2 separate regions of the Homo sapiens genome follow, and region 2 is linked to region 1. The links are chromatin loops, found by intact Hi-C in ENCODE. Cell type or tissue: ascending aorta. All regions are shown on one strand. Links, peaks and the distances in the headings refer to the core of each region. The heading gives the core; the rest is flanking DNA.

Evidence for each region. Peaks named below come from ENCODE experiments on the same cell type or tissue, not always from the same donor. Only the 100,000 strongest peaks of a DNase experiment are listed, where the experiment ranks them.
Region 2: a loop joins it to region 1, with 4 times the contacts of the local background. A loop is called at or near these places in 8 of 110 quality-filtered maps.

Annotation. Positions count from the first base shown.
Region 1 is chr6:1,895,524-1,904,623 of GRCh38, forward strand. All of the region lies in intron 7 of GMDS (GDP-mannose 4,6-dehydratase), which reads right to left. Among named protein-coding and RNA genes, the nearest start is that of FOXC1, 290 kb to the left of the region's middle. In ascending aorta, for the core only: a CTCF peak has its summit at 4,291; DNase peaks (open chromatin) are centred at 4,411, 5,537 and 6,203; H3K4me3 peaks cover 1,177 bases; H3K27ac peaks cover 7,141 bases.
Region 2 is chr6:1,619,646-1,628,745 of GRCh38, forward strand. GMDS (GDP-mannose 4,6-dehydratase) reads right to left here. Exons shown (of 11, transcript NM_001500.4): 10 at 4,827-4,895; 11 at 4,161-4,586. The coding sequence ends at 4,524. Among named protein-coding and RNA genes, the nearest start is that of FOXC1, 14 kb to the left of the region's middle. RefSeq lists an enhancer at 4,843-4,952. In ascending aorta, for the core only: CTCF peaks have their summits at 3,893 (motif pointing right) and 4,098; DNase peaks (open chromatin) are centred at 420, 2,955, 3,990 and 4,607; H3K4me3 peaks cover 8,000 bases; H3K27ac peaks cover 8,000 bases.

The sequences.
Region 1 (9,100 bases), core at 319-8,318:
ACACTCAAGTGCTCAATACACATGTGTGGCCAGGGATACTGTATTGAACAGCACTGATAAAGAACATTTCTATCACTAAAGAATCTTTTATTGAACAGACGTGCTTTACATGATTATTCTTCCCACCTTCTATGTAAACTCTGGTCATTATCAAATAGAAATGTGTAACAAAATGAACATGCACGCCAGTTATGCCCTGTCAGTTTGAAACTAGTATCCTGCCCAATAGGTTTTGTACATAGTTCTCAGTTTACTCACCACTTGGCCCCTCTCTTTGTTTCTAACCAGAACCACCAGATACAGAGACAGATCCAGAGCTGACCTAAGTTTAAAACATAAAGCGGTGAAATATGCCATCAGCTTCTTCTCCTACTCCTTTCTTTCCCTATCCATTCTTCTACTCAACTATTACTTACCGAGCCACAGTGCAGGCACTGAAGCTACAAAGCTGAGTGATTCATCGTTCCTGACCTCCAGGAGCACAATCTAATGAAGAATATGGAAAAGGAAAAAGAGGAATTTCCTAAGGGCTCCAATAAAGGCACAAGCAGATTGGGGGAGCAGAGAGCTTGGCTTGAGGATGATTATGTAAGGGCTGGAGCTAAGGCAGAGTTTCTCAAACTTGGCACTACTGGCCTTTTAGCTTGGACCATTCATTGTTGCCCTGTGTATCGGAGGATGTTCAGCAGCATCCTCGGCCTCAACCCATTAGATATGTGCACTCCCCCTAAAAACTGTCGCCAGACATTGGAAACGTTCCCTGGGGGCAAGATTGCTGCCTTTAGAGAAGCACTGAGCTAAGGCCTTTGGGACATGTTTGTTTATTTACTCCATAACATTCTTGAGGAACTTACTGCAAACAAGTGGTGAGAATAACAAGAGGGAAGGACAAAGTCCTCACACGAAGGACCTCAAAGTCTGGCGGGAACTAGAGTGGACAAATGGGCAAAGGAGAAGGTGACTTCAGAACGTGGGGAAAGCATGTAAGAAAGTATAGACGACTGACAAATCCGGGGAATCTGACAGCGGGGAAGGGGGCTCGGTGCTGGGAGGAGAGGGGGTGTCAGGTGAGGGCCATGTGAGGCAGGACCCATGTGAGGCGGGAGCAGAGTCAGATCATGAAGGTGTTGGTGTGCTGCAGGGGTTGTATCAAAGTTAGATTTCATCGTGAAGAAATCTGAACAAAGGAATACATGGGCAGGATTACCTTCTGGATGGTGGTGTAGACTCTGTCCCATCAAAGTGTGATTGACAAACACAAGTGCCATCAAGCGTCTACACTGCAGACAGACTGACTGGGAGTCTTTTTCCGGTTAAGATAACAAGGTTACAAATCACAGGTGATATAATAGGGATGAACAGGGAGACAGGGATTTGACTGATGTCTCTGGGAAGGACAGGGCTCACTGTTGGTGTTGTAGGGAAGACGAGGGCAGGACTCTAGGCTGATTTCCCAGTTTTGGGGCAAAGACAACAATGTACATGGAGCTCATATCAACAAAGGTGGGAGATTCGGGAGGAGCAGCAGGTGAACAAAGAGGTCTGGACAAGGGAGGCGAAGGCTGCTTAGCTGGTTAGGGCTGCTGTACCTGCTGCACCACAGACTGGAAATCCAAGATCAAGACGCCACAGGTTTGGTTTCTCCTGAAGCCTCATCTTGGCTGCCTGATGGCTGCCTTTTCCCTGTGTCCTCACATGGCCTTTCCTCAGTGTGCACGTACTCCTGGGGTCTCTTCCTCTTCTCATGAGGACACCAGTCCTATTGGATAGGTCCCTACCCTAATGGTCATTTTAAATTAATCACCTGTTTAAATAACTTATCTCCAAATACGGTCACATTCTGAGGTACTGGGGGTTAGCATTTCAACATCTGAATTTTGGTTGGGGTTAGGTGGCAAAATTCAGCCCATAGCAGAGGCTGAGGATGGCATCCTGGAAAGGGAGCTTAATGTGGGGTTGAGAGCATGGTTAAATTGCGTGGAGTCCAGGTTCTGTCTCCTCTAGCTTTGGGACCTGGACAAATTGTATATCTTGCCAATATTTAAGGGACAATCTGAAGAAACAAAGTTTGTAATAAAGACTGAAAATGAGTGGCCAAGAATGTTCTTTACCTCAAACATTTATCAGTTCTCTGAGTTGGGAGCATCTCATTTCTCTTTTAGCTACTTTGAAATACACGATAAATTATTCTTAACAATAGTTATTCTACTGTGCAATCAAACACTAGAACTTATTTCTTCTAGCTACCTCTATGTACGTACTCATTAACCAACCTCTTTTCATCCCTCGACATGACCTGTCCAATGCTGAATGATCCCTAGACAGCCTTTCATGCAAAAGAAGCTCCTGATAACTGAGGTTATCTAATGAGTCCCACAGGCTGGATCTACTCCACGGCCACCCTTGCCATCCTGGACACCTATCCTGGCCACCCTTGCCATCCTGGACACCTACCCTGGCCTCCCTTGCCATCCTGGACACCTACCCTGGCCTCCCTTGCCATCCTGGACACCTACCCTGGCCTCCCTTGCCATCCTGGACACCTACCCTGGCCTCCCTTGCCATCCTGGACACCTATCCTGGCCTCCCTTGCCATCCTGGACACCTACCCTGGCCTCCCTTGCCATCCTGGACACCTACCCTGGCCTCCCTTACCCTCTTCTGCTCAGGGTTCTCCACTGGGTGGCAAATCCCACCCCGGAAGAGACCCTGGAGGCCTTTCCCCTGGCTTCAGGCCATCATAAAACTTACTAAATTTTGCTAAAGAAAATCACCTTCTAAATAAAATTATTTGGCAATTTAAAAATCAGAATTGCAAGATACCTTAGAAACTGCCTAGTTGAGTCTCTTTAAGATGAGGAAACTCATGCTTGCAGGTATAGACAGCTCTGGTGCCAGTATGTTTCATACAAGTGATGTGATTACAGTCAGCCCATTCGCTTCCTAGGGTCCAACCTCCTTTTCTATAATATGGGCAAAATAATAGTTTCCACCCTCCTTGTTTGGAGGGCATTTACCAGTTCCTAAGTCTGTAGGGGCGCAGCAGTGAAAAATTGCACACCAGTCAAGCCCTCCTGACCTCACAGTCTAGCATGGAAGAAAGACTTTGAACAACTAACCACAAGTGTCCTGTCAGTTACAAAATAAAAAACAGGATCCAATGCAAGCTTGGGAATGAGATGCCAATGTAATATGGGGGATCAGAACAACTTCCTGCGGGGAGATGACACTCTAAAGGAAGGTGCTGTGAGAATCAAATCCCAGCGTGTATTGATCTAAGAGATATTCCTTCCCACCTATGCTGGGCCAGAAAGTGTGCCAGTGGCTGGGGATTTCCAATGAACAGGACTGACGGGGCTCCTGCCCTAACGGAACTTACAGCCAACAATAAAGAACATCATGGATTACACAAATAATGAATTAATTACAACGGCGATAAATGTCATAAAAGGAAATGAAATAATGTACATAACAGTGCTTCATGAGCTTTCGCCTGCCTTATAAATGCTCCTCTGTGCTAAGAATAATAGAAGTGGCAATGGGAGAATAAAGTTAGAAAGAAAGCTTCCTTTCTTCCTGCTTTCCTCTCTCCCTCTTCCTCCTTTTCTCCATCCATCCTGCCCGTCTGTCTGGGGAGCTGGTAAGATATCTCTTGTGAACACACCAGGCACATGGTAAATAATTAGATAGTCATTTATGGTGTTATTTTTCTTCTCCAATCTTACTTAGAATGTCAGATTTAAATGTTATCAGTGTTTGTTTTGATTTGTGTTTTTTTTTTTTCCTGCATGCTTTGATCCATCAGAATGCACTGGCATAATTAGTAATATCTAACTTTATTACTAGGAGAAAATGTAAGACCGTGGTCCCCACGCGTCCTGGCTAAGGGGACTAAAGTGAGTAGCAGTTACAATGCTTGATATGGCAAAGTGGAATAAAGGTGACCCATGGAACTTTTTAAGGAGTAGACTCCGTTCAAGAGAGAAGACCTTCGTCAAGAAAGCCTGGTGCTATAGCTGCAATGAACCAAGAGAGAAAGCCGGTGGGCCATTCCAGGAGATTATGGAAGAAAGTAGTAGTTTTAATAAGTTCACTATAAAAAATATTACATTTCAAAGCCAAAAAACAATCTCCTAAGGCTTCAGTGGAAACTTAGCTCACACTGTTTTGTAAACATGACCTAATCTTTATGAAACGCTGCATCATTTGGAATTTGGCAGTGAAGGAGTAGAGCAAAGAGAACACAGTCGCCACTCTAAGGCCCCGTGGAGACCTGCAACAGGGCACCCTGTCGTTAGCTGCTGAAGAAAGTCCACACATCTGCCTACACACTAAAGAGAACACAGTCGCCACTCTAAGGCCACGTGGAGACCTGCGACAGGGCACCCTGTCGTTAGCTGCTGAAGAAAGTCCACACATCTGCCTACACACTAAAGAGAACACAGTCGCCACTCTAAGGCCACGTGGAGACCTTCCACAGGGCACCGTGTTGTTAGCTGCTGAAAAGTCCACACATCTGCCTACACACTCTGAGTCAACGTTCAAGGCTTAAGTCACTCTATTTTCTACATGAACTGTCCCTTCCCTAGAAAGTCAAGCTTGGAGGAGCAGGGAGCCTTATCTGGGTCAGAGGCATCGCTCTGGAGCCTTCTTCATTGGACGGGGAGAAACTAGGGTTGTGGGGTGACCTCCATGGAGTTCCAACATAGAGGTAGGTGTGGATGGCCACGCAGGTAGAGGCAGCTCCTGAGCAGATGCTGCTAAAATTTCACAATCTGAGGCGTTATCATGCAGAGTCTACAGTGAACACCGTCAACAATGCGTGCAGGAAAAAATTTTAAAATGTCTGATATGCTAGCACATAACACACAAGCACCAATGAAATCCATCTTTTTATAACCACTTCAACTTTAAGACCTAAGCCTTTATTACGATTAAAAATGTGTTGATAAAGAGCCCCTGCTGTTAAGTCTGATGTCAAATTTCATAAATCATGAAGTTTTTAAGATAACTTCTACTGAAGTATAATATACAAATTAAAAAGTACACATATCACAAGCACATGGCTTGATGTATTTTCAGAAACTAGTCATGAAGTTTTATGGCCAACTTCTACTAATCTTTCAAATAATGTGACAAGAAGAGACAGTTTGGCATAGTGAAAAGGAAAAACCAGTAGCCAGAGAAGCTGCTGGGTCATTTTACTTCATTCTGGCTCTCCGACACTGGATAAATCAGTGACTTATTTCAGTCTTCATTTCCACATCTAATCAGAGTAGACAATTTCTAAGTGTACCTTCTAGTCTAAAATGTTATACTTTGAAAATGTATGTTCCCTTAACTGCAAAAAAGCACTCTCGATGATATCACTCACAGTGTTTCAGACGACTCAGTTATGCCAACATGTCGCGCTAACTCACTACCACGCAAGGGAGAAAGTAGTTATGCTGCAACTTTTTCCTTCCCAGGCCACTTCCTAATACATTTACTAGCAAGAAAGGCATGTCTTCAGCAACCATCCACGTCAGAGAACGGCGAAGCGCTGGTAGCAGAGCGTAAGCAGCCCTTGGGTGCCTGCACCTGCTTTCCAGTGAGCCTTTTAGATGTGGCTCCCTGGTTCCGTGGCTCCCGGCTCTCAGCTCCTGGGGGCAAGCATGCCTGGAGTCGCCACATGGTGCCCAATATTCCGGGCTACAGAGATGGCCTGTGCTAATTACGATACGTTTCTCTCCACGACCGTGGAACATAATTCTGATGTTGACTATGGCAAGCTCTTAAAGTCAGCCTTTTCTGAATTTTAACAACGTGTTACTACTTGGGCTTGGTAACGAGATGTTCTTGCTCACATTGATCAAAACTACATTAGGTCTGTTAAGTCAGCTTTTCATCCCATTGTAACAAAAAAAACATAGAAAAGAAAAAATATATAATGAAAAAGATTCTATTAGGAGGTCAGGCCACCTATTTTAAGGAATTGCAGTAACTCCTTCAGATCAGTTGAAGACCCCATATTATGGTTTCCACAAAATAAAAGGGATCCAAATACAAAGAGTTAACACATTTTCCAAAAATTCTTATATGCTAGGAGAATTTTGTTGCTCTTTCCCACAAGGCTTTTTTTTTGAAGCTCAGAGAACTCTACTGTGGCCTTTGATATGTCATGGCAATGACTCACCAAACTGTCCCTAACTAGTCTGAAAAGACACAGGCCAGCCTTTGCTCATTCAGTGTATACTGAGCTCATCCTATGTGCTTGTTACTAAGTTAGACGCTGAAGAAACAAAATGAAACATGCATTCTTGCCCTTAACAAACCAGTCATCCATCTGAATAGGGAAACACATAAACAATAAGTAATCAGTTACTGCTATGGAGACCACACACACAGAGGGGAGACAGGGAAAAGGGCTACTGTGGGTGCTCAGATGACTTCTGCGCAATGGTAAAGGATACAGCTTTATTTAAACACGAAAATACTTCAAAATTAAAATACAAAAGAACAACCTAATGGATGCGAAAATCTGGGGTGAAATATCACATACGCTGTGCCATTTACCAAATGCCAACTGGCTCAAAGTTCTAGAAGTGTGTAATTAATTCTGCACATTGAGAATTAAGTATGCAAGAGTATTTAAAATCGGCAATGGGGCAAGCTTATTTATCTAAATTTCCTTGCTCTTAAAATCTAGTCCTCATTCTGGAGACACATTGTCCTAGGCCATTCATTCTCACTTGATGTTATTAAAACTAAAATATAGAATAAAAGGCAATGGTAAATACAAAAGTTATTTATGGACTAAGTAATAAAGCATGACACAGAAACCCTTCTAAAAACATAAATTATCTGAACTAATGGAAATGTAAATTTGTAGTAAATTATTTTTTCTAGATTACTGACTAAAATAAGTAAAGGGTCCTAGAGGAAAGGCCTTAAAAAACAAAGTATCATGCTGCTAGATCCTTAATAACCCAAAATGATCTACCAGTCCTCAGTAATCTCAATAGAAATGTGTAGCACATCTGGAAAATAGGTGAAATTCCTGTTTCTGGGATATCGCACAGCTATGTTAAAATTCATTTAAATTGATACTTCAACCACAAGATAAGGTGAATATAGGATAAAAAAATAGTAAGACGCTATATATGACGACTCACAATGTCACTATTAAAAGGCCAGTGGACTTCTAAAAATTCCTTACAAGTAAATATGATTGTACATTTAAATATCTGGGTCAAATAACAGGTAAAAACACTCTGATCACTCAAATTAAACCATAATATTTTTCTTAAATCTGTTCAGCACATAAACTATTGTTTATTAACAAAATTTTCAGGTCTAGAATTTAAACATCAATATAACATTGTGAGGAAGTAACATCTTCTGGGGAAAGTTGAATTTTCCATGGATAAAAGCTTAATGTTAATATAAAGATAGGCTGTATAATAGCAAGCCCTCCTAGTCACAAAAAGCCTATTTATATCTATCAAAAGATTCCAATTATTTGCATCAAATGTGTCTATTATAAATTGCACAGCAATCAGGAGATTCACTTTGTTTTATTTACAAAGTTTCTACATAGCTGATTTACAGATATTCAGGGAAGGAAAGTATACACATTACCACAAAAAAAGATTGTGGATTTATTAGTCTTTGATGATGTCTTCTTTTCCCAACTTCAGAATCAAATTTCTACAAATAGTGGTAAAATTTAACTTTAAAGTCATATAATATGATCACGATATAGGGTTTTGAATTATACACTTTCTTGTTTCCTACTTCAAATGCAGTACTTTGCACATACGGAGAATTAATGTTGCACATTGCTTTTCATATGAATTTCTTCAATCGGAATTTAATTAGGCACCCTTTTGTTGAGTACATGGAATTGTGTGGAACTAAAGGAAGACCTGGATAAGTCCTAATCCAAAAGCTATTCTCGTCTAATTCAACTTTCTGTGAATAAAAATATCTCAAAAGCATTTCATCTACACAGCTTCTCTGCTCTAAACAATTTACAGGTTCAGCAGGAACCAGGCATAAATCTCACTGCATTTTTTTAAAACAATGAAACCTCTTTACTTGGTTCATTTTCTTTTGTCTCCTCAATTAAAGCACACCTTCTGATATATTACATGTTCCTTCCCTTTAAATACTGTACACACACAGTCTGACATAGATTTTTCTTCTTGCCTTGCTGGAAAGCTTGTCCTGTTTTCTCCAAACTAGATAAAGTTCACTCAGATGTGCTTACGGGCGCCTCCCTCCCCTCAGTGCCCTCCCAACCCTGGATGCCTTTCTGTCCTCCTCCATATTCTTGGGTGGGCAGGAACCTGGGGAGATGCAGCCACCAGGCAGCTTGCTACTCTCCTGAAGCACATCTGGGCTTTATATTAGGCCTTTAATTAATCCTCAGTGAAAGCCAAGCTATGACATTTTGACTGGGCAGGCTCCAGTTCTGGACAGGTCTTGATTTATTGCGACTGAGTCCCAACCAACTTTGATTTATTTCAGCTTAGGGGAGGAAGGCAAGCTTGGAACAGAAAAGCGCTGTTGAATGTTGAGCACGTGATGTCAGGACAGGCCCTCCAGACTTCCAGGGGCACGGGACAAGCGGTTCAGAAGAGAATGGCTTCTGAGAAAGCCATTTTAAAACCCTAAGATTTAAATAACACGAAATTGTACCAGACAAAATAAATGTAATCACAGAGGAGAGAAAATGGCTCCTGAAACAGTTGGCTGATTGTGGCAGGGTAGGAAGCCCCAGCCTTATCTCTGGGAAAAGGAGGAAACCCTGGGGGCCTTACTGTTAATCAGGACTCTCATTTGCATTCGGGGGCTGCTCTGTGTGGCCGTCTGTCCTTCCTGAGAGCAAAGGCCAGGAGGACTGCCCCCTCCTCGGCAACACCAACAACTGATAGTCCATTAAATGAGAGCAGATTTCCTTTTTGCAGGCAGACAGAATAAGTCAAAAGAAGGCAAAGTTACTCCATTAAGCAAAGACAAAAGGGTCAGTCCATTTAACGAACGAATTTGTTTCCTTTCCGGCCAGGCTTTCCTGACAGAGCCGATAGTAGAGTGCTGTGCTCACTGCTGTGTCCTT
Region 2 (9,100 bases), core at 283-8,282, 280 kb before region 1:
CTCCCCCGCCCCGGTGCAGCCCCGCGTTCCCCGCGCCCGGCGCTGCCGGGGAAAAGTGGCACAACAGGAAAGCCTCGCCAGAGGGCCCTTCCCAGTCGGCTTCCTCGCCATAAAAAGCCAGACTCCAGCCGAGGTCCTGACCCCTTCCAAATATACGTTCCCTTGCCCGCGGCCCGCCACTCCCGCCCGGGCCTCGGGCTGTGCAGCTTCCTCCTAGGCCTGCCCGGGCCCATGCCTCCCCCGAAGCGGCGGGAGTCGGTGCAGCCTCAACTTCTACTGCGTGTCCCAGGTCGCCAACCAGCTTTGCTCGCGTGCCGTTGGCCCGGAGGCTGCCGCGCCAGTCTCTGCGTGCGCCTGAGCGCGCTGGAGCATTTGCGAGGCCAGGGCTGCCGACGGCGAGAGGATACTTTGAGGAACACGGTGCTTCAGTCCCGCCCCCGCTCTCCGCCCGAGCTGGAGGTTGGGGCGCGCTGAGCCGCAGCGCCTGGACAAGTGCGCGGGCCGGAGCCGCCCAGGCCTGCACCCGGGGGCTCGCGGCCGACGCATGCGCACGCGCGGTGGCGGGTCTGCAGGCCCGAAGGCCCGGCCCCTCCCTCAAACCCGGAGCGGGGAAGCCCAGGGGCTGAGAGCCTCGGCCCGGGTCGCAGGAGCTGGGGAGCGGGGACGCGGGCAGGCTAGGTCTTCCCACCTGCCGTCGGGGCTCCTCCCCGCAGCAGCAAAGGGGTCCCAGTGCCCGTGGCAGTGCATGCCCCAGCGGACACGCTGGCTCCCAAATTCAGAGATCAGAGGGGCGGCTGAGAACGGGGCGTCCGCTGTGTGTGACCCCTGACCGTGGAGGAAGGGCGGGAGCCGGGAGTAGGCGGTGGGGCCCGGGGTCAGGCCGCGGTCGTCGGCTCCCGGCAAAGGCGCTCTGGCCGGGGAAGGGGGCGAGGGTGGGCGGCCGGCCTCTGCCGTCGTAGTCATACCTGGGACGTTGAAATGGGCTTTGGGGATAGAGCTCACTCCCAGCGCGCCCCACAGGAGAAGCCCGCAGCTCAGGCCTGGGCCGTGCAGACCGCTGGGCGGGCTCGGGGCCCGAGGAGAGCAACACGGCGCGAGGTCCAGTCGCGAGTAATAACCCCGACAGCACGGCCCCTCGAAGACGTGTTCCGGGCACCGGGGTTGTGAGCGGGGGAGCCTCGGGCCTTGGGCCCGCTTGGCACGGGGCGGGGGCGCCTCCTCCAACTCCTGGAGATCAGGCCCAGACCCCGGGTGTTCTCAGGGGACACACTGTGGACGGTGGACCAGTTCCTAGCGCCGTTTTGTCCCCCATTGCCCCTGCTGCTTGTTAAAAGTATTAGCGACCCCCGTGATGGCAATCCACAATTTTTGGAGGGTGCGGGTGGCATGTACGGACGTGAAGGTCTCTTTGTGAGGCACGTCCACGCACACACAGGGACACTCATTTTGTAAAACCTAGATGGGCGCTGCCACCACCCCTCCATGCCACCCGCGTACCAATCAAGGATGCAGGTTGTAGAAAACACCTGGACGTGTGTGGGCTGCACCTTAAAACAGAATTCACCCAGTAGGCACTCCCAAATCCAAATAAAGTGCGTAGGGTGCTTTGAGACTTGGGGGGAGGGGTGTTAAAAAGTTACTTGTAAACAATACATTTAAGGTTATTTTCAAGTGAATGTTTAAAGTGCTGCCTGCTCCAAGCTCTAATAACACATTAGTGCGATAATAACACTCCTTGCATCTGCCAGGAGCCCTCCAACTGGCTGCCAGAGGTTCCACGAGGTTCGCGGTGGTTGGTGTAGGCGAAGGCTACTAAAAGGGGCGAAAAAGAACCCAAAGCCATGCCTGTGGGGTTTGCCAGCGCCGACCCGCTCCTCGCCAGCGCCCGCGGCCAAGCGGACCCGGCCTTCCGAAGGAGCCATCTTGCGCGCAGCAGCAGCAGCGGCTGAGCCTGAGCCCCTAAACAGCTGCAGAGGTGTGACAGGTTTATTATGCTGGGCCTAGCTCGCTCGCAATTCCTTAAAGACAAAGGGCAGCAGAGAGAGCCCGCGACGGGGCCTGGCCTACCCGGGTTCCACGCACCTCCTGCACAAACTCGGGCAAGATTGCTTTGCCATGGTATGTGAGTTTAACTGAAGGTTTAACTTTCTCAGTTTTTCCTTAAAAATATCAAGGTGGAAGATGTTTTGTAACATTTGAAACCAACAGCCAAAGTCTGGCAGAGCAGGAAAAAATAAGTTTACTGAAATTTAATTGAGATTTAAGATAGAAGAAACCCTGTAATAAGAATTGTCTTGAAGGATGTCCAAATGAATTTCTCTCATAGCACAGAAATAGATAAAAAATGCCGAAGTAAATCGATTCTCCTTTTCTCCTTTTAAACCACATACACCAGGAAGCCAAATGAACTCCCGCTCCTTCCATTACTCAGGGTGCAGGAGCAGTGAGAAGGTTGCAACCAAAAATACTTTTTAGTTTCCTTCAAACATGGATGCTGCCATCCGTTTGGAGAAGTAGAATTCAACATCATGGCTCAACTGGAGCTGCATAAACCCCTGCCTAGAATCTCTCCTGATTCTAGGTGTCCAAACAAGCAACACTGAATTAAACAGGGCCATGGCAAGCCTGAGGGCCCCTGGAATAGTCTCTCCTGGGTGTGGGAAGGGAGGTTCCGGTGGTCAGAGGAGAGGGGGTGCCTGCCCATCAGGGTCAAGGCTAAGAGGAATGTGACTCTTTGTGAGATTTGTTGGAGGATGTGTGTGACAGTGGGTTTGGGAGTTGGGTTTGCAAGTGTTTGTGAGAATGTGTGACTGTGAGATGGCATGTTTGTGGAGTGTATGTGCACTTGTGAATGGATGTGCATGGATGTTTGTGTTCGAGCCAATGTGTGAGTATGTATCTGTGTGTGTGCCCACTATCCCGCCCAGGCTGAGGCCCGGCCTCCCAGCAACCATGTGTTTCCAATTAGCAGCATCCCGCCTGGGAGTGCAGAGAAGGCGAGTCCTGGGACAGCTTCTGAGGAGCGGGTGGGCTAGCTCAGGCCCCCCAGTTCTGCTCCATCGAGGGCGAGGCCGCCCGGCCAGCAAGCTTTCACAGCAACTGGGCAGCCACACAAAGAGCCCTCTCTCCTGCGCCAGTCGTTGGAGACTCGGTCCTCCCCCAGATCATAAACCTGCCTGTGAAGACGTTCAGAAATAGTTTACCCGCACTCACACACACATGTGCAAAGGCTGGAATTCCATTTGCTATAAAGTTTTATTTTATTTTGCTTGGAAGGGGAGTGAGGGGGAGAAGTGTCCTGACCTAATTTGTTCTAGGGCAAAATACTGTATTTCATGTGGAGGTATACACCTGTACATGAATCCTTGCTTGCTGCCTGTGGGTGTCCTGCACATGTGTGCGTCAGCCTACCTGTAGCTGTACACCATACACAGCTCAGGAGCACACACCTGTGGTCTTACCCAGGCCACCTAAATGATGCATGCAAACAAACCAGATCCAGAGATCTGAGGCTGAGCCTTAAACCTTTTTATTATAGCTTCAAATTAACGCTGATGTCGTTCAAGTGCATAGCACAATGTCTGGCATGTATTAGGCACTTAACATAAATGGCTGAATGAATACATTAAACTGAGATTTAAAAAGTGACCTAGTAGTCATAAGAAGAGGCTGCAAATAAGCACTGTGTAAAAGATTCTAGACCACAAGGAAAGGCACAGGCTCAGAGACCTCTAGGTAACTTGGTGGCTTTGCCATGGAATGTTCCAACAGTATTTGCTTACCTTCAAGTTTCTTCTTCTGACCCCCCTCTATTTCTCAAGACTTCTTTTTCAGATGGGTGAGAGCCCTTGGGTTCTAATTATAGTCAGCAGAGACCAGCCAGGGTGTGAATTCCTCCCTTCTGCAGGAACTAGGTTTCCAGAGTGACTTGTCACCAGGAGGGGGAAAGAAATGTCCCAGGCAAAGACTAAGGAGGAGGCTCGCCGGAGCACCCCCGCCCCCCTTAGCCTTGCAGGAGTCCTCCCACCAAGGGCTTTCTCAAAACAGGGCAAGGCCTGACCACAGCGATCTCATTCCAAGGCCTGGATTGTGGGGTTGTTTGGGGACCCCTATAGCCGTGTTCATAACTTGGGAGAAAACATCCACACTGACCCTGTGAATGCTAGTTCACAGAAAGACCATTTTTAATATGAAAAGAGAAAAACAATTTGAAGGCCCCACAATTTGTTGTGTAACAACATAATTTCAAGTAAAGTGAATGTGATTAAAACATCTTGATTTCACAAAGCCATTCAGAGGAGGCTTCGACAAACGCAAAGCGACCCAAACCCTGGAGGGTCACATCCCGGCTGCTACAAACCTCGGCGGGGCGGCCCCGCTCTTGCGGCCGGGACAGCGCAGCGGCAGCAGGGGCCGCAGGGGACCCGCAGATTGGCACGCCGCTCCCCATCCCCGCAGCGCGTCTGCACCGGAGACTCTGCGGGGATTGTAGCCGGAGGGCGGGCCGGGCTCCGAGGCGCTGCTCAGGCATTGGGGTTTGTCCTCATGAGCTCCACGTCGGCGTGCACCATCTCCCTCACCAGCTCCTGCAACACAGGGGTGGGCGTGAGGGAGGAGCTTCTGCCACTCTCTCCTGGTGACACCCCACCCCGGGTGTCGGCCCCAGAGAGGCCTCCGCGTCCCTCGTTCCAGCTCCCCTCACTTCTCCCGCACCCCGCCTTCCGGGCTTTGGGCATCGCAGGCGCCTCAGGCGCCCGACCCTGAGAGCTGCCGCCCTGCAGCCCGGGGCCCCGCAGCGGGCGGCGTGCGCCCTAAGAGATACTCACATCGAAAGCGACCCGGGGCTTCCAGTTCAGCTTCTGTTTCGCTTTGGTGCAGTCGCCCTGCAGAAAGTCCTAGGGAAGAAGAGGGGGAGACGAAGCAGGCGTGGGTCGTGGGGGTGGGGGCAGCAGGTCCCGAGCCCCGGGAACTCCCACCGTTCCGCTCCCTCTGGGCGCACAAGGCTCCGGGTTTCCCTGCTTTCGGTCCCTGCTGTGCGCGTTCAGTTGCGGCTCTCGGCGCCGTAAATCACTAGGTCGCGGTTAAGAATGTGCTGTGCGGACCCGTGAGGACCGTGACCGCGATCCACCCCCAGCTACCTCCACACCTCTTCTCCCCAAGGCGTCCCTTGGGCTCTTAATGCTTTTTTTTTTTTTTTTTTTTTTTTTTTATAACATGAAGTTGTCAGGGACGCTCCTATGAGAACTGTTTGGAATTGCTGCACTTCTCTGGCTAGGAGGGAAGTGAGTAAATCACCAGGCGCCCCTCCCAGCTGCCCGTGTCCCTGCGCCGCTCAGCTCCTGCCGCAGGGCTGGCCGCGCCAAGCGCGCGTCCTACCCAAAGCCACCAGCCCCGCGGGGAAGGGACTCGGGCTGTGGGGCGCGAGGCCCCAGGACTCGGGGACCCCTCTACCTCGGCGGCAGCGTGCGACCCTCTTTCTAACGCGGCCGTGGATGTTTCTTCCCGGGCCGCAGCCAAGCGCGGTTCTTCCTGGGCGGTGGCTTTGGGCTTTTCGTACCCACAGTCAAGTCAGTTCACGTCGCCTCCCGCACACACGCGTTCATAAAACGAAACTGGAGTTTCACGAAGCAATTCTTAGGCTTAGCGTCCAGGAACGCTGTAGACGGTCTATTCTATTCTACCCCTATTCTACTCGGTTCGATTCTGTTCCTAAGAAAATGCCGATCTCGACCCACTTGTACTTCCACGAGCGGAGCTGCAGCCAGCAGCTCTGCAGGACCCCGCACTGCCCGCCACCGTCCCCTCTGGCAGTGCCTTCCTCCTCCCGCTTTCCCCAACTGCTCCACTCGAGGAAACAAGGGCATTTCATCTCCATCGACTTAAGAGGCTTCCCTGGAAGGAAGGCTGGCTAAAAGAAAACCAGCGGAGAAGAACTTAATCCTGCTCTCAGCCCCTACTCACCAATGTCTTTCTTACAGCTCTGTGAAGACTGACTGACATGAAGGTTGAGATGAGAATTTCAAGATGAATTACAAAATAGGAAAGAAGGAAGAAAGGAGGAAAGGAGAAAGGGAGGAAAGAAAGGAGGGAAGAAAGAAAAAAGACTTTGAGATACATAATTGCTAGAAGTGAGATAAATATTTAGCTTTTGCATACACAAATGTACTCGTCAAATAACACATCAGATGTGATTCCTCGAAATAAACCGAACGCAAAGGCCGTACGAAAATAGCCGATCTTTAAAGGTGAGAAATACTCGATCATTCTATTTCAGCTACATACAAATTAAAGAACAGCCTAAAAGGAGTTTCATCGTGTGAAAGTAACAGCCAGTCAAGCTGCCACTGAAAGCCTTTCCTGCTTATTTTCTTCAGACTTCCCTGAAACTTGGCAGGTGGGGAATTTGTTCTAGATTCATGATGGTCGAGAGGGCAGGGGTGGGACCTGCTTTGCCCTGGGTTTGGAGCTCACCTTCTCTGCTGAGCCTTCTAGAGCAGAGGCTGTCTGGATCCTGCTGAATGTCTGCACCGTGGGCTTGCAATGGGGCTGCAGCAGTACACGCAGCGACTCTCGCTGTCGTTCTCATCATCCATCACTACTTTTTCAAACGCTTTGCATTTCGCAATACACTGAAGTACCAGTTTCCTCCCCAGAGTGTTAATAGTACTAAAACAAGTTATTTCTGCTGGCCCTAAAAGTCCATATACAGATTCTTCAGGAAAAGTAGAATACAAAAAGTAGTAATTAGCAATTTAACATAGCGCTACAAGGAAATAGCAATATAAGCAGAAAAACGAAGTAATTTATTTTTCTTTCCCCTCCCTAAATAAACTTGTATATATTTCTACAGGCTTCTATTTTGCTATAAGCGTCACACAAAGATACTCATTCTTTTTCCCCAGAGGAAGCTGTGCAATGTGGAGTCATGCAGCCCATCCCTCCCCTCTCTCAATCCTATAGCGGCTAGACGGTGTGGAGAAACATGGTTATTGTTTAATCACATCACACTGGCTGTAAATCAACCAGCACGACATAGGATGCATTTCATGGCTGTGAACTCATAGTCAGCAAAACCCTAAAACCCAGTTTGGCTTCAAATAATCTTGGTAGGCTTGGGAAATGGAGCTTTGTATTGTAATTATGTTTCCTGTAGTTTTCTACAAGTAGCTCACAATATAAAAACAACCAGGGAACTACAATTAAGGAAAAAGAAAAATGTTTTTCAAAGGCTTAGAAACAGACCTTGCTACCATACACTGTAAAAGTATTTCATTGAAACCAGAGACGCACCCAGTTAAACTTCTCAATTTAGTTTTGAGCCTAGCTCCAATACTGCAGTCTAGCTGCTTCCTTTAACCTTCTGCCAAGGCTCTGTCTCCCTGAAATTTAATTAGACCAAGAGACCTTGGGAAGAAAAAGGATGAGGTCCCCTCAGAACAAAACATTGGCTCTCTATGCCAGCTGTTCCTAGGCTGACATCTGGACTGGGCAGTAAGCTTATGTTCCAATCAACTTTTAAGGAAAGACTACGAGCATCCCAGCTTGTTTTACACTTAACTGTTCCTGAAGGAATTTCTTACTTCTTCCCATTGTGTCATTTATAGAAAAGATATAGTCAATGGTTCATCCTGCAAGGTTCTAGGCACAGGACATACTTAAAGGGTGGCGTGGGGAGGGCCTGTGTGGGAAAGCGCACACAGCTCTAGAAGGAGAGCAAGGATGTGGATTCCCTTCCTTAAATAAGGCTTCCTCTGGGCTGAGAAGGAATTAGGTGGTGGCAAATGCTCATACAACGGGGTCCAAACTGCTGTGCTCAGATACAGAACTGTGAGGAGTGAGAGGGGAGCGTGGGCCATGATACACGTCCCTTTAATCTTTACCTCCCTCTTAAAGATTTTTGAACTTCCACAAATCCCCTCCAATAGGGTATAATCAGCTCCTAAGGACAAGAGAGAAGAATGAGCTTATCTACTGTGCTCTTTTCTTCTTTTTTGACAGTTCGTTTCCTTCATTATACATATGCTTACAGCCTTAGTATGACAATGGGGGCAAAAGCTGAATTAAAGTGATGATTTTATGTACAGCTTCCCAAAAGGACTTCCACCAGTGCAACTGGGTGGTCTGGAGCTTTTCTTGAAAAAAGAGAAAATAAAGCTTTGAGAAAAATTTAAAGTATTTCTATGTGAATATGACATTTCCTGAACTCTGGCTTCTGGTGTCTTCACTGTTTTCATTGCTATTCCTTAGGTGAACTATACGGTTTCAATATGTAATTTATAATTGTCAAATTCAATTAGGTTTCACTGAGCATTTCACAGCAGCAAAACAGCAGGAGCAATGTCTCCGTCCACACAGCCCTCCAGATTTCTGACTCACGGACTGTGTGTATTCATTTGACCTTCGGGAGTTGTCCTTTAGCTGTACCATCCAGGCATACATTTACAGAGCTGCAAACAGCAGCATGGAGGAGGGCATGTTTGGCTGCAGCCATTTTTTAGGCTTTCCTGGCTTACGTTCTTGTTAAAGTGAACTGATAAAGCGCCAGACCAAATGCTGGAAAAGTCATTAAGCCTGTTTCTGAGCCCACAGTAGTTAACGCAAACTCCAGAAAAGGAGAGACCATAGTGTGCCATTATCTTCTACCCTAACGACAGGTCCCTTTCCTCAGATCTCTCCCATCTAGATAACAACGCAGCTTTAAAATCACACTGGTTAGTTTTCATTCCTTCCCCCGATGTTATTTTGATCCTTCTTTAACACATTTATTGCCTGGGATCCTCCCACCTCCATATCACTTTCTCTAAAACCATTGTGGGGAATGCTATTCAACAGACTGTATCACATAGGATGATTTTTTGAGGTTCACAGTCTCATTTCATTTTCTCCCCTTTTCACTGAGTTTGCTTTGGGAAAACTTTAATATTTAGTTCAAACTAGGTGTTGGATGCCACATTTCCTCAACAGGTCTGCTTATAAGGTTTGCAAAGAACATCTGTTTAGGTGGAGAAATATTCTAAGAGTATGAGATCTTTTGGCAGATTATTGTTAAATTTCTAATGTACATCTTGGAAGAAATTGACTCTTGATGCCCTAAATAGGA